Regions from separate parts of the Homo sapiens genome. Here region 1 is linked to region 2. Evidence: chromatin contacts called from ENCODE Hi-C or POLR2A ChIA-PET data. All regions are on one chromosome and are shown on one strand. The core of a region is the stretch at or near the end of the contact, and the rest is flanking DNA. Distances in the headings are between cores, read along the strand shown. Region 1 overlaps LOC107984174 (a long non-coding RNA gene). Region 2 has its middle 150 kb from the start of C10orf126.

Region 1 (5,397 bases), core at 1,946-4,445, 73 kb before region 2:
GGACATAAATTTATTGATACTGATGTTAATGAGAGTCATTTACATATTACAGATAGCCTAATGAGTCTCAGTGACATTTGGGTGACTTAAATAGCATTGTTGATTTATTGAATGTTTTCTACATGTTAGGTCCTTGGCAAAGCACTTTACATACAATCTCTTAATTAAACCTTACAACAGGCCTGTTAACATATTATCCCCATTTTACAGATGAGGAAACTGAGATTCAGAAAGGTTAAGTAATTTTTCCAAGTTAATTTGCCGATCAGTGAAAAGGTTGGAATTCAAACACCTGTCATCTGACTCTAAAACCCATTTCTGCCTTTCGCACCTCACGCTGTCACAAAACACATCAATTTTCACTTAATATAATGTGATCCTGCCCCATAAATCAAGAAGTCTCTGACAATGTGATTTTATATAAAATAAATTATATAACTAGATTCTCTTATAAAAATAAATTATTTAACTAGATTTCTAATATTGTGCAGCTAATGATTCCATTTTTTCAAGTATTACAAATAACATTGCACAGAACATCCCGGCACAGAAAAGTTTTTGCATGCTTCCCTAATTATTTCCTTAGGATAAAATCCTGGAAGTGTTCTTACTTCAAAGACCAGAAACATGTTGAAGGCTTTGATAATGCCCCAGGCTAAGTTTGTACACATGTAGGCTCCCAACAGCCGCCCCCGACATGCTCATTTCATCACACTCTTGCCAGCATGAGTAATTATAATCCTTTTCAGCCTTTGACATTCTGATATGTAAAAAATGCTGTCACTCTTTCATTTGCATTCCATTGACTGAAAATGAGCTTGAAAGTATTAACTATACACTTATTGAATTTTTCTGCTTTTTGGCAGAGATTTTCCCCACTTGTTCCTTGAGTTGTCGATCTTATCCTTGCTAATTTGTGTTAACTTTTCATATAATAAGAATACCTTTTGCTTGGAAATGTTATCGCCCCATTTGCCATTTGTCTTTAAAGTCCCTTTAACTCCCCAAGAATCTCTGCTTTACATATCTGTATTCCTACAAATTTGATTCTCATTTTGTCTGGATGGTAATGGCAGTGTTGAGATTGAAAAGGAACATTTTATCAGTGAAAGGGCAGCATGAGCTTCTGGAATCTGGAGTGGGGACATGGATCAAGGAGAGACATCAAAGGATCATGGGTTCATGGGTTCAAGACAGAAGAGAGATCAGAAGGGTGTGTAACTGAAGAAGATGGACAGGGGAATAGAGAAACAAATAAAGGATGTATTCAAATAGCCATGAATAACCTTGTAAAAGCTTTATATCTACCTGGTAAGAAAATGTTGGCAATGAATTCAAACATAGGATCCCAAGAAAAAAAAACAGGTATAACAGTTTTCTTCTTTCTTTCTTTAGAGACAGGCCATCGCTCTGCCACCTAGGCTGGAGTGCAATGGCACAATCATAGTTCACTGTAACCTCAAACTCCTGGGCTCAAGTAATCCTCCTGCCTCAGCCTCCTGAATAACTAGAACTACAGAAGCATGTCACCACACCTGTTTATATTTTTTCAAAAAAATTTATAGAGATGAAGTCTCGTTATGTTGCCCCAGCTGGTCTTGAATGAACTCCTGGACTCAAGCGATCCTCCTGCTTCAGCCTCCCAAAGCATAGGGATTACAGGTGTGAACCACTGCACCCAGCCAAGGTATAATCGCTTTCTTCACTTTTAAAAAAATTGGATCAATATAGAAGCAGTTTCTTTAAAAGGATCTTTAAAAGGGGGCCTCCTCCCTCTGCACTACTTGGTCAGTTTATAAGTGCATCTGTGTAACCTTGGAACAGAAACAAACAAGAGCAGGCCCTGTATACACCCAATCTGATGTCAACTAGCTTGTTTGCCAACTTGAGGGTCCAGATTCTCAGCTACAAAAATCATTTGCCTCAACCCATTTCTGCACCCCTGGAAGACTTGTACTTTTTTTTTTTCAAACTTACAATTTTGTTTTTAAATAAAGAACAAAAAATTAGTTTAGAAGAACTGAACCATGTATAGAATGAACTATGTACCATTTATTAAGTAACCACAAATGATAGAAAGGCATAGCATGCTTGTTATGAACCTTTGCAAAATACATCAAGAAGGCCTGGACCATGTTCTTTTCCTACATCAACATCCCAATATTTCCTTCATCTATGTAACTGTCTTTATGTCTGTTCCATACTTGTCTATTTCCTCCTTTGATATGAGTTTGTACCTTAATGTGCCTTCCTATAATCACAGAGGATATGTTAGTAGCACAGACTTCTTAATTCCCATAATCAAAACTTTGTCTTAAAATTTAAACATATGTTATTTATCCTAGTTTTCATTGATTTGGCTAATACTCCTGATATTTGCTGCTAAAATACTGAAATTCTGGAGATTCCCTTATTTTATTTTATTTTATTTTATTTTATTTCATTTCATTTCATTTCATTTCATTTCATTTCATTTAGAGACAAGGTCTCACTCTATATCCCAGGCTGGAGTGCAGTGGTGCAGTCATGGCTCACTGCAGCCTCAACCTCCCTGGGCTCAAGTGATCCTCCCACCTCAGCCTCCCAAGTAGCTGGGACTACAGGCATGTGTGACCCCAAGCCCGGCTAATTTCTGCGTTTTTTTATAAAGATGGGGTCTCACCATGTTGCCCAGGCTGGTATCAAACTCCTGGGCTCAAGCGATCGCCCTGCCTTGGCCTCCCAAACTGCTGGGATTACAGGTGTGAGCCACTGTGCCAGGCTAGATTCATTTTCTTCTAAAGCAAATACACTCTTCCTTCTAAAAACTTTAGCTGGGCATGGTGGCACGTGCCTGTAATCCCAGCTACTCAGGAGGCTGAGGCAGGAGAATCGCTTGAACCCGGGAGGCAGAGGTTGCAGTGAGCAGAGATCGCGCCATTGGCACTCCAGCCTGGGCAACAAGAGCAAAACTCCATCTCAAAAATAAATAAATAAGTAAATAAATAAATAATAATAAAATGAAAACTGCAGCCTTCCTTGTACTAAATAAAGGAAAGAGTTTTTAAAATCTTCCTAATTTTTGGAGGGAAGACATCACATTTTAGTCTAACCTTCACCCCATTAATCATGTAAAAGTTATTTAGTTGGTTGTTTTGCAATCCCTACCATGAAAAGTTTTCTCCCCTAAGGCAAATGGGAGCAAAGGCAGTTTGCTTGCTGCTCACTGGGTTTTACTTTTTAACTCTTCAAGTTGCACTCTGTGGTGTCTACGTGTACGATTTTATAGAGCAAAAAATATTGTTTACCTTGGTTTACAGATTTCTAACTTGCCAAGTTGATACATTAGAGCACAAATTAATTTTCTAAAACCAAAATCCTTCAGACAAAAGGACGTTGAGATATGAATAGATGTCTGATTGCTCTAGTTCCTATCCAGACTGAACCTTTCTTATCCTGTTAGGCTGTGCAGTACCAAGGGTTAACGTGACTGTGATGCAATCTCTCAGACATTCTCCACTCTCAGACAAAAGAAGAGAATGAGAGTGCAGGGGCAGAAATGATAAGTATGGAGTCAGACAGTTCAAAGATTTGCAGAGTTTGAACAACAGTGGCGACCCAAGGAGGACAGATAGTGAGTCAGGAAAAGTGTCTGCAGTTACAAAGCACTTCCAGAAGGATGAAGTGTTATATCGCCCAATATTTTGTGGACTTGATCCATTGCTTAATCACACTCTTACAAACTGTTTTAAATTCAGACTACAGGAAAATGTGGGGAAAGCTTATCATAAAATAAATCAAAGGGAAAATTAGATTCACTTCACCAAAACTCAGCTTATAGTTATGAGTCAATGTGGGGGAGACCACACCATGACATGGATTCCAGTTGAAATCAGATCTGAATCCAGAGGTGTTGAGTTACGGAAAATCCAAGGCAGGGCACTTGCACCTTTTTTTTGATGATTCATTTTAATTATTACTGACTTTGCCATTGAGACCTATGCTCTAGGGTCCCTCTCCAATATGCATTGCCCCATTTCTTTCTTGCTAACAGTACCTCTGTTTTGCTCATCCTTATCTAAACAGTCACTTCCTTTCAGGGAGGCTGAGCTCTTTCTCATTCTTCAAGGATGAAGTTGAGTGATGTCAATAATCAAAGTTTTCTAGGTCCCCTTAACATTCTAGTATTTCGGGGGTTTTTTGTTTTTGTTTTTGTTTTTGTTTTTTGGAAGCAGAGTCTCACTCTGTTGCCCAGGCTGGAGTGCAATGGCGCAATCTCGACTCACTGCAACCTCTGCCTCCTGGGTTCTAGCAATTCTCCTGCCACAGCCTCCTGAGTAGCTGGGATTACAGGTGCCACCACATGCCCAGCTAATTTTTGTACTTTTAGTAGAGATGGGGTTTTACCACATTGGCCAGGCTGGTCTCGAACCCCTGACCTCAGGTGATCTGCCCGCCTTGGCCTCCCAAAGTGCTGGGATTAGAGGCGTGAGTCACCACGCCTGACTGTATTTCCAAAGTGTGGGGCCAGGGGATATCTGAAAGGCATGTGAGAACATACTCCAGCAAGGCACTCTTGAGGGGTGCTCATGACCCTAGAACTAAGAAGCTATCTGGCAATCATGAGATGCCACACCTAGAGACCTGGACAACACATTAAAGATGTAGAAAGAGTGACAGCACCCAAGTCCTTGATGACAGTGTTGAGACATCCAGACTTTTGGTTATGTAAAAAGAGAAAAGTCTGTATACTTTAAGATATTTTAATTGGGTTTCAGCTACAAGCATCCTTCTGCTACAGTTAGCGTTCAGTTTAGACACTGGCAGTGGGTAGACCACTCCATTATTTTATTGTCTGTACATTTTGTGGTAGAAAAAATTATTCAAATGTATCCTATAGCATGAGATTTTTCAGTGATCTAATTAACAACAGAAAACCTAGCTTGGCATCTCTATGAGACATTCACTCAATTTCTCTCATCATACTTTCACTCAATTTCAGAAGAGCAGAATTTGTTCTCTTTTTAAAAACAATTTTTTGGGCCAGGTGTGGTGGCTTATGCCTGTAATCCCAGCACTTTGGGAGGCCGAGGCAAGCAGATCTCCTGAGGTCAGGAGTTCAAGACCAGCCTGGCCAACGTGCTGAAACCCGGTCTCTACTAAAAATACAAAAATTAGCTGGGCGTGGTGATGGGCACCTGTAATCCTAGCTACTTGGGAGGCTGAGGCAGGAGAATTGCTTGAACCTGGGAGGCGGAGGTTGCAGTGAACCAGGACCACACCATTGCACTCCAGCCTGGGCAACAAGAGTGAAACTCCATCTCAGAAAAAAAAAAATTTTTTTTTGGTAGGAAGGGCAGCACTTCATTCCATAAAATAGAATAAGTAGAACTTATTCTCTATTGCATATTCAGTCAA
Region 2 (4,974 bases), core at 2,455-4,954:
AAGATTTTCCGCAATGGCTTAACATTGAGGTTTCTGTATCTGAAAATCATAGGAACTTTTTTTCACAGTATTTGAATATTTATTTCAGATTGGATCTTTCCATGTCCTGTACACCAGAAGGGAGGGAGTGGTGGAAAAAATGTAAATATTGAAGAAGCATGGGAAATAATTGATAAATCGAGATTCCAGGAAGATAGAAGGACAAAGCATCGAAACACAAATTGTAGCAATTCCACTCCTAGGTCTGTACCCAAAGAACAAAAGACTGCTACTCACACGAATGCAGACAGATGAATGCAGCACCATTCACAATAAGCAAAAGGTGGGATCAGCCAAATGTCCATTGATGGATGAATGGATAAATCAACTGTGGTACAGTACATGGTTTCTTTTCTCGCATTTATTAAAAATCAGATATCTGTTTGCTTGTTTAGCTGAATCTCCCCATAGCCAACAGGATTCTTGAGGGCAATACCTTTACCATTTTAATTATCAACTACTTACTCAGCACTGAACACTTATGGGTACTCACTAACATTGTGTTAGTTCCTTTGGTGATTGTAGTCATTCCTATTTCACAATCAACAGGAGAGAGACAAAAAAGCACTACTTGGGCCGGGTGCGGTGACTCACACCTGTAATCCGAGCACTTTGGGAGGTTGGGGCAGGAGGATTGCTTGAGGTCAGGAGTTTGAGACCAGCCCGGCCAACATGGTGAAACCCTGTCTCTACTAAAAAAAATACAAAAACTAGCCAGGCGTGGTGGTGGGCACCTGTAATCCCAGCTACTCAGGAGGCTGAGGCAGGAGAATTGCTTGAACCCAGGAGGCAGAGGTTGCAGTAAGCCAAGATCGAGCCACTGCACTCCAGCCTGGACAACAGAGCAAGACTCTCTCTGAAAAAAATTTAAAAAAATAAAAAAGCCTTCCTTGGTGTGGAAGGGTAGTGAAGAGGGCAGTCAAAGGAATTAACCAAAAAGTATGAGGAAGGAGGAAGATTAAGGGGATATGTACAGAGAGATGAGAAAAGGTAGAATTCATCAAAAGCTGAGTGATAAAGACAGAGGAAAAGTTAGCGGACCCCCAAATCAGCATCTGCCTACTCCCTGCCTGAACGCTCAGGGGTCCTCCCTTGGGAACCCTGTGGACAGCAGAAGAGCTCTCTATGACCTGGCCTGGGGGCCTTGATCACTTCCATGCCCTCAGTTGCAATATCCCACTTTCCTCTACAGAAGGGCTCTCATAGGCCTCTTGACTTTTCCTCTCTGCCTGGAAATTCCCTTGCTCACTTTGCCCTTGGCCAACTCATAAGGTTCCTCCATCTCTTGGCACCCACACTGACCCTCCATGAAGCCCCACTGGTCCTCCCCAGGACACACTTAGGGTCTCTTTCCCAGGCCTGATCCAAGTTGTATAGAGTCTGAAGTATGAAAGAAAAGAATCCAGAATTACAAATGAAAAATTAGGCATGAAAATGAACATTTATTTAGAATGAGTATAAAATCATAACATATCACAATAACATCTGACAAATTCCACAGATATTACAAAATCCACAGAAATAGTGACTGCCTCATATGCCTCTAGAATAGTTCTCTTTCCTCTACTTTTTAGCTGCAAACGCTGATCTCTTCTTCATAAAACAATTTTCTACCTTTTTTTTCTATACAGAGGATTAAAAAAGATCCACTCTCTTTGCTCTAACACTTTATGGTGATTTGCTTTAGCCTATAGATTGTTTGAAAACATGTCTTCCAGCTTCAAAACTCAGTAGTGATGTCATTGAAGACTGGGTCGGATGCGGTGGCTCACACCTGTAATCCCAGCACTTTGGGAGGCTGAGGTGGGCGGATCACCTGAGGTCAGGAGTTCGAGACCAGCCTGGCCAACATGGTGAAACCCCATCTCTACTAAAAATACAAAAATTAGCCGAGCGTGGTGGCAGGCACCTGTAATCCCAGCTACTTGGGAGGCTGAGGCAGGGGAATTGCTTGAACTTAGGAGGCAGAGGCTGCAGTGAGCCAAAATCGTGCCATTGCACTCCAACCTGGGGGACAAGAGTGAGACTTCGTCTCAAAAAAAAAAAAAAGTGTTGAAAACTGCTCCCACATCTGCAGAAGCCTCTCTCAAGTTTTCCCACAACCAAATCCTCTGCTTACAAAGTGACACGTCTGATAATTTGAAGAACATTCCGCAGACTAGCTTCTGGCTCCATCTATCTAAATCACGTTTCTCCTCCATTGTTCACCTAGCTCTGGTGTCCGGAGCTAGCAGACATGTTTAAATTGTGATGTAGCCTCTGATCATGAAGCTTTATGTCACAGCGTTGCTGAGTCAGAAAGGTGGGTGATAGAAGTATTTCTGGAAGCTGCTCCTACACAAGGAAGCCTGACAATAGCTTAACTATGAACCCATAAAAATATCTCACTAAACCCAGGGGCCGGGCATGGTGGCTCATGCCTGTATTCCCAGCACTTTGAGAGGCTGAGGTGGGCCGATCATCTGAGGTCAAGAGTTCGAGACCAGCCTGACCAACATGGAGAAACCCCGTCTCTACTAAAAATACAAAATTCGCCGGGTGTGGTGGCGCATGCCTGTAATCCTAGCTACTCGGGAGGCTGAGGCAGGAGAATCACTTGAACTCGGGAGGGGCAGGTTGCAGAGAGCTGAGATCGCGCCATTGCACTCCAGCCTGGGCAACAAGAGCAAAACTCCATCTCAAAAAAAGAAAAAAAAAAAACAAACAACAACAACAACAACAAAAAACCTCACTAAACCCAAATGAATTCTATCCCCAACTCAACCCTCCCTAAGCCAGTTCCAAAGACAACTTTTCCTGCTTCCATGTCCCCCAATAACAGGAGAAATATGACAGTAAGTGTTAGTGCAGAAGACAAGTGTAATCTTAACTGATTCCTTCAAAATGGGTTACTCCTGTAAATTTTATAAAAATCTATGACCATAGGCCAGGGATGGTGGCTAAGACCTATAATTCCAGCAATTTGGGAGGCTGAGGAGGAAGGATCACTTGAGGCCAGGAGTTTGAGACCAGTCTTGGCAACATAGCAAAACCCAGTCTGTACAAAAAATACAAAAATTAGCCAGGTGTGGTGGTGTGTACCTGTTATCCCAGCTACTCCGGAGGCTGAAACGAGAGGATCGCTTGACCCCAGGAGTTTGAGGCTGCAGTGAGCTGTGATCGCTACCGCACTCCAGCCTGGGTGACAGACCAAGACCCTGTCTGAAAAAAATATGTGTGTGTGTGTGTGTGTGTGTGTGTGTGTGTGTGTGTGTGTGTTATATGCACATGTGATATGGCCTCAGAAGGGGACCATGCAAATGAGAAGGCCCTGAAGTTGTGGCCTTCTTAGCTTCAATATCAACATGCCTTAGGTTCCTTTCCTGCTCCTCCCCCATGCTCTTGTACATACTTTTGTTATGACACAGTCATTGTGTAATTATAATCACTTGTTTGTCTGTTTCCTCACAGAATTGTGACCCCATGAAGGCAGGAACCCTATTTGTTCTATTGGTATCTCCAGCATCTAGCAAGATGCCTTGTGCATAGTAGTTAACCAATAAAAAGTGGTTGAATAAATGAATGAAGCACATTCATACTGAAGGTAAAGGTGTGTGATCAGAGAATCTCTCTCCGCAATGGCCACCAGGAGGAGCTGTTGGATGGCTCTGGATGGTTGGTGGGTGGGGTGGGGAAGAAAGGGGTAGAGAGAGAGTATGCAATTGGTAATTCTTCAAAAGGATACTTGAAATCAGGTTTGTGTAGTTCTGGACACAAGAAAGGCAACATGGGCCTTGTACCATCAAGCAATGGAAGTTGGAAAAAAAAAGAAAAAACAATCATCTCTGCTTTGGGGAATCACTGAATTGGCAAACCACCCCCATTTCCAACTTTTCTATGACCTGAGCCTTTGATGACAGCTAACATCAAATTGGGAGTATTCTGGAAACACCACGCCCAGGTCTGCGCCTTATATTTATAGAGCTTTTAGCACAAAGGCATTTTCTTCAAAGCACTTTAAGAGCTGGGCACACCCTGTCACACACATGAGCTCCATGAAAGGAATTGCAGCTTCACAGCAGCCCTGAGGCCTGAGCTGGCGAACAGGAATGCTTTGGAATACACTCCCTGGCCACAGGCGAGCAGCCCAGTTTGAAACTAGTGGGAAGAATGACATCAGGTGGGACCAGCCAAATCCCTGCTGAGGGGCCCGACCTGTATTTCTGCAAGAAAACCTTCGTCTTGATGATCATTGACCATGTACTAGACCCATACTTTATCTCCTTTAATCCTAACATTACCCCTATTGTGCAAATGAAGAAACTCCGAGGCAAAGAGAGGCAAAATAACTGACTTCAGGACCATCACCAGTAAGAGCCAAAGCTCTTTAACCTTGGTTAAAGCTCATCCCTCTCTACAATCATGTGCCTTTTGCTGCCGTTCTAATACATGATCTAAATGTATCAGAGAGAGGCTGACTCTAAGATCAGATGAGCCCAACATGGTTCTGGGTTGACTGTATTGCTTGACTTTGAGACCACCGTGACGGCCTTGGCATCATTCAAAAGCAGGCCCAAGTCCAGGAGTGGTGGCTCACACCTGTAGTCCCAGCATTTTGGGAAGCCAAGGTGGGAGGGTGGCTTCAGTCCAGAAGTTCAAGACCAGCCTGGGCAACACAACCCTTTCTCTATAAAAAATACAAAAACTAGCTGGGCATTGTGGCACGTGCCTGTAGTCCCAGTTACTTGAGAGGCTAAGGTGGGAGGATCACCTGAACCTGGGGAGATCAAGGCTGCAGTGAGCCGTGATCATGCCACTGCACTCCAGCCTGCAAAAACAGTGAGACCCTATCTCAGAAAAAACAAACAATCAAACAAACAACAACAACAACAATAAAAAACAAAAGCAGGGCCAAAAGAAGGAGGCCATCAAAGCCCACATTTTAGTCCATCAGTC

What was found. A loop is a pair of places that touch in the nucleus more often than their neighbours do. ChIA-PET counts read pairs that join two places held with the same protein, here RNA polymerase II (POLR2A). Pooled maps may share reads with other maps.
Region 1: a loop to region 2 is called in a map of IMR-90, with 6 times the contacts of the local background. The contact joins two enhancer-like sites. A Hi-C loop is called at or near these places in 3 of 168 maps with a recorded cell type or tissue (Caco-2, IMR-90 and MCF 10A) and 1 of 50 pooled maps. POLR2A ChIA-PET finds 5 or more read pairs at or near these places in 2 of 52 experiments (PC-9 and WTC11).

Annotation. Positions count from the first base shown.
Region 1 is chr10:29,062,654-29,068,050 of GRCh38, reverse strand. The region is part of intron 2 of LOC107984174 (a long non-coding RNA gene); the gene reads right to left. Among named protein-coding and RNA genes, the nearest start is that of C10orf126, 220 kb to the right of the region's middle. Within about 2 kb of position 3,195, at least 2 of the 41 ENCODE cell types and tissues checked have a DNase peak (open chromatin) inside an H3K27ac peak, as active enhancers do.
Region 2 is chr10:28,990,626-28,995,599 of GRCh38, reverse strand. No RefSeq gene overlaps it. Among named protein-coding and RNA genes, the nearest start is that of C10orf126, 150 kb to the right of the region's middle. RefSeq lists a silencer at 3,506-3,800 and an enhancer at 3,545-4,744. Within about 2 kb of position 3,704, at least 3 of the 41 ENCODE cell types and tissues checked have a DNase peak (open chromatin) inside an H3K27ac peak, as active enhancers do.